Linked DNA regions of Mus musculus: region 2 is linked to region 1. A link is a loop called in an ENCODE intact Hi-C map of the cell type or tissue named here. Cell type or tissue: left cerebral cortex. All regions are shown on one strand.

What was found. A loop is a pair of places that touch in the nucleus more often than their neighbours do. Peaks named below come from ENCODE experiments on the same cell type or tissue, not always from the same donor. Only the 100,000 strongest peaks of a DNase experiment are listed, where the experiment ranks them.
Region 2: it touches region 1 in a loop (2.4-fold over the local background); 5 of 42 quality-filtered maps call a loop at or near these places.

Annotation. Positions count from the first base shown.
Region 1 is chr10:59,507,489-59,509,988 of GRCm38, forward strand. All of the region lies in intron 1 of Mcu (mitochondrial calcium uniporter), which reads right to left. Among named protein-coding and RNA genes, the nearest start is that of Gm40671, 67 kb to the right of the region's middle. In left cerebral cortex, a CTCF peak has its summit at 1,414 (motif pointing right); a DNase peak (open chromatin) is centred at 1,873.
Region 2 is chr10:59,592,680-59,595,179 of GRCm38, forward strand. The region is part of intron 1 of Mcu (mitochondrial calcium uniporter); the gene reads right to left. Among named protein-coding and RNA genes, the nearest start is that of Gm40671, 18 kb to the left of the region's middle. In left cerebral cortex, a CTCF peak has its summit at 1,296; a DNase peak (open chromatin) is centred at 1,331; H3K27ac peaks cover 841 bases.

The DNA.
Region 1 (2,500 bases):
TTCCCATTAATCCTCTTTTGCTGAGGGTTTTTGTGATGGCTGTTCACTTGTATTTATCTGCATGAAGATGCCCTTTCCTTTCTTATAATGTCCTCATTGAGGATATTTATAGATAGTACATACATCAGTCACGTTTTCATATTCTCTGGGGAAGTTTAAGTTTTACTATTTTATATTCTAAGTGTATGAGTGTTTTCATGCACGAATGCACATGAATCCCATGTGTGCCGTGCCTGATGAGGTCAGAAAAGGGCATCAGATCTCTTGGGTTGGTGTTACACGCGGTGGAGAGCTACCAGGTCTGTGCTCGGAACAGAACCCGGGTTCTCTGCAACAGTAGTAATCACTCTTAAAACTGAGCCATCTCTTTAGCTCACTCTGGAAAATGTCTCAAGCCTAGAGTTTTATGTGTGTGAGGTCTTAATTATGGGTTAAACTTCTTTTATAGCTATAAGACCAATCAGACTTTGTATCTCTCCTGGCATTGGTTTTTTGCTCTTCCCCTACCAAGAGCACCATTATTTAGATATAATTACCATCTTGTATAATTTACTTATGGGTGGCACATGCCTGCAGTCCCAGCACCTGAGAGGCAAAAGCAAGAGGAGACGCTCCAGGCCATCATTCCAGGCTATATAATGAGTTTGAGGCCAGCCTGAACCATATAATGAGAGTCTATCTGAAAACCCATATCTGATATGATGGTTTTAGTACATATATAGTGTTGTGTAAGCTCTATGTCAATCAGTAGTACAGTCTTGCACCATCCTCACAACCTGACATCCATTAGACGTCACTTCCTGTTTTCCCTACTCCTAATCCTTGACAACCTTCTGTTTTTATGGATTTGCCTGTTCCTGACATTTCATGTTAAGCAAAGTGACTCAGGATGTTGAATTTTGCTGAGTGGATTTTACTGAGTAGCATAATGTCTTCAAGACAGAATTATATGACATCATATACCTGTACTTCACTCTTTTTAATGCCAAACAATGCCCCATTTTGCGTGGTGATGTGGGATCCTTTAACAATGACCGTCACTGGGGTTGGATTCACTTTCTGGCTATGAGGAACAATGTTCCCATGAAAAGTCATATGTAAGTCTCTGTGCAGCACCATTTCTAATTCCTACCTGCTGTGAGGCTTTGTCTACGTCCCCATTAATACTTCTCACTACAGTCGCTCTTACAGTATTTTCCTTAGTAAATATGAAGTAGTACCTCACAGTGTCTCTCATCTCCCTCTTCTAGGGGACCAATGATGCTTTGTATCATTTCAAGCTCTTGGCAGCCATCTTTATAGGAGAAATGTCTGTTCTGATCTTTTGCCCATTCCGGGAGCCATTTGACTTTTTAAAAAGTGATTTATTTTATTTTTCAGCACACTGTCACTGACACACCAGAAGAAGGCACCAGTGAGCCACCATGTGGTTGCTGGGATTTGAACTCAGGACCTCCATCCAGAAGAGCAGTCAGTGCTCTTAACCACTGAACCATCTTTCTAACCTCTTGACCATTCTTAAAATCAGGCTTACTTTTTAAAGTTTAATGTTAGGTTTGGAAATTATGTTACTCTAGGAACTTTTGAGTGAAATTTTAAGTTTATTGGCATCAAGTTTTTCCAGCCATTTTTTTGGCTGCTGTTGTTCCAGTGCTGGGTACCAACCGCAAGGCTTCCTGCTCTGCTGCATCCTAAGCCGCCTTCTTAGCAGCTCCAGGATTTGTAGTGATAGCCTTCTTTTCTGCTTTTAATCCTGGGAAACTATGTATACTTTTAATTTCTTAGCATGGTTACTATTTCTCCTTTGATACACATTTCAAATATTGGAGGATTTCCCAGAGAAAGTGATTCATTGCTGCAGGCAGTGATTTCCTCCGTGGGTAGAGAAAATGCTATATGACTCCAGTCCTTTGGAATTTATTAATATTTGCTTTATGGCCTGATTTGAGGTCAGTTTCAGAAAATATTCTGTGTGTGCTTGAAACAGGACGAATTCCACGGTGGTGGAGGTGGCGTTACCATGGGCTTCTAATAGCAGATGATTTGAGAGTTGGCTTTGTGTGTGTGTGACAGCTTAGGTGTTTCTTGACTGAACTGAGAATCATTCACCCGCAGCAGAGCTCTCCTTTAACAAGCTATTGGGAGAGTACCCTGACTGCATGGTGCCCTCTAAGAGGGAAAAGTAGTATGTATGCATGGTGTGTGTGAAGGCCAGAGGAGGCACCATCCTCTGTTTGCCTCATGCACTGAGACAAGGTCGCTCACTGATCTTGGACTTGCTGCATTGTGAAGGCTGGCAGCTAGCAAGCCCTAGTGTTCTTCCAGCCCCTATGCCCTTCTCCCCACCCCCATGTGAAGAGGTATAGGTGGTTGTGAACTTCCTGTCTCGGGTGCTGGGAACTGAACCCAGGTCCTTCTCAAGAGCATCAAGTGCTCTTAGCCGTTTAGTCATCTCTCTAGCCATGGCTTTCTGTTATATGGATGCTGGGGAGCTGAACCC
Region 2 (2,500 bases), 85 kb after region 1:
AGGAATAGCTTAAGCTCTCATCTTCATAAATGAGGCCAGTTGCCTGTTTAATAAGCTTGTCTGATTCATGGTATCAAACACAGGCACGGGGATCTAAGTTCACCCTTTGCTCTCTCTGAGAATGTAGACCTGGAAACTTTTAATAGCCTAGTTGAGGGATGGAGAGCAGAAAAAGGAGAGGGGAAAGTGGGGAGGAGGAGACCCAGCAGCAACTTCTAGAAGATGATACTTTCTGAAGAAAATTGTAACAGAACAGAAAATTAAGCTTTGATAAAGAAAAAACTCTTTTTTTTTTTCAGTGTGCAATAAATAGCTTTGAGGAAAGAAAGAATGCAAATCTTAGTTAAAATGTTGCTGGAGAAAGTAACGGCTCTCCTAAAAGGCAAGCAGACCAGGCTGAGATGTAGCCCGGGCAGAGCATTAGCCTGCAAGCCGGAGGTCCTGAGGCTAAATCCCACACGAGTAAAAATGGGACAGAGAAGGACGGGAGGAGGGGAAGGGCGGGTGAAGAAATTCCGGCAGAGCAAATAACAGTCAGAACATTGACTACCCCTAGCCCAAGCCAGGGGGAAGCTTACCTTCTTAATGAAATAGAAATAGGAGGAAAATGGGGCTGCTGGGAAGGCTCAGTGAGAGAAGAGAAAGTTTGTATCACTAAGTCCAGCCACCTGAGACCTGTCTCTGAAATCCACAAGGTGGAAGGAGAAGCCTGACCCCCAAATGTTTTCCTCAGTTTCCCACACATGCATTGGTATCTGTGTGCATGTGTGTGTGTAGGCTGTGTATGTTGGGGGGGGGGGATCCCAATCAATAAGAAAAAAATTAAAAATAAGGCAGCAGCAATTAGTTATGAGAAGACATAATATTTTAATATTTATGTGTCTCTGTGAATGTATATGTGTACATGTTCATGTATGTGCACACGTGTCTACATGTGTTTGGAACCAGGTCAACATAGAATATCATCCTCTATCATTCTCTGTCTTATTTTCTGAGACCATCTGTCACTGAACCTGAGGCTCACAGATTCGGCAAACCTGGCTAAGCTGGGAGTTGGGGGATCTTCCTGTCTCTGCCTCCCAGCACTGGTGACTACAGGATCCTGCCATACACATCCGACTTCTTATATGGGCGCTCAAGATCTAAGTCAACATTCCAATCGAACAAAAGTGTCAACAGAAAGAACCGGGAGGCAGGTGCATGGCTAACATTTTTTTTTTTAAGGAAAAAAAAGGGGGTCAGTATTGCAGGAACAGAGTGGGCCAGAGCAAGCAAGGCAGCAGATGGAGTCGGACCGGAGCCAAATGTTCAGCAGTGGCGCTGGAGAGCAGACTGTCACATGCTCTATAACTTCAGTTAGCCAGTGTGGGAGGAGTTAAATCAGGCCGGGAGGCAAAAGCTGCAAGTCAGAGGCTCTCCCTGGGAAGCTGGCTTCTCATGACCACTTCTAGGCCACCTGGGCCTTCTACTATGACTAAGGCCGGAAGATACAGGAAGATCAGGAAGAATTTTTGCCCGGCATTGCCACTATGAGTTCTGACCATCAGGAAAAAGGGACAAAGTCGGGTGACTAAGTTGGTAGCTGTTAATACAACCTGGGTGGGATGATTTGGTAGCCTCACCCACGGTGCCAGTGGAACGAGAGTGAGAGGAAGCTAACCTCAGCATCTGAAGAGTTGCTCGGTTCTGAATCAGGGCCAGGTTTCACATCCACAAATCATCCACAGCTATTGCTAGCCAGGTACAACAGCCTGAGCCTGTAACCCCAGCCTCTAGGGAGACTAGGGCAGGAAGATTGAGCCCAGGAGCTCACAGCTAACCTGAGTACCATATTGAGAACCTACCTCAAAAAACAAATACCGGGACTGGAGAGGTGGCTCAGCAGTTAACACACTGGCTGCTCTTCCAGGTAACCCAGGTCCCATTCCCAGAAACCACATGGTGTGGCTCACAATCATCTCTGACTCCAGTCCCAGGAGACCTGACATCCCCTTCTGACCTCTGTGTGGGTACCAGGCAAGCACATGGTGCATAGACATACAGACAGAACCAAAGAACACATAAAATAAAATTTTAAATAATTTTAAAAAACAAAATTCCGCATTCTAACCTCAGCATCTCCTTCCCAGTTCTAAAATAAGACCCACGAGTCAAATTAGTTCAGCGAGCTCAAACAGAACAAGTCTTAGATGCAGTGGTGTTGGTCCGACTTCTGTCATGGTGACAAATATCTGAAACAAACTGTAAAATAATTATGGTTTCCTCTAAACTCAGGCTCCAGAGGTTCAGTTCGTGGTTCATGGGCTCTCCATCACCACGAGCCTGGCACATGGGGATCAGGATGTCAGAGCAGCAAGGTGAGTGGCAGGGGAGGTTGCTTACCTCGTGGTGACCCAGAGAGTCTGGCTGTGCTAATGGCTTCTTTCTTCCTTAACTCAACTCACAACTCATAAGACACTGCTGCCCACATTCCTGTCAGGCCTTTGTCTCTTAACAGATG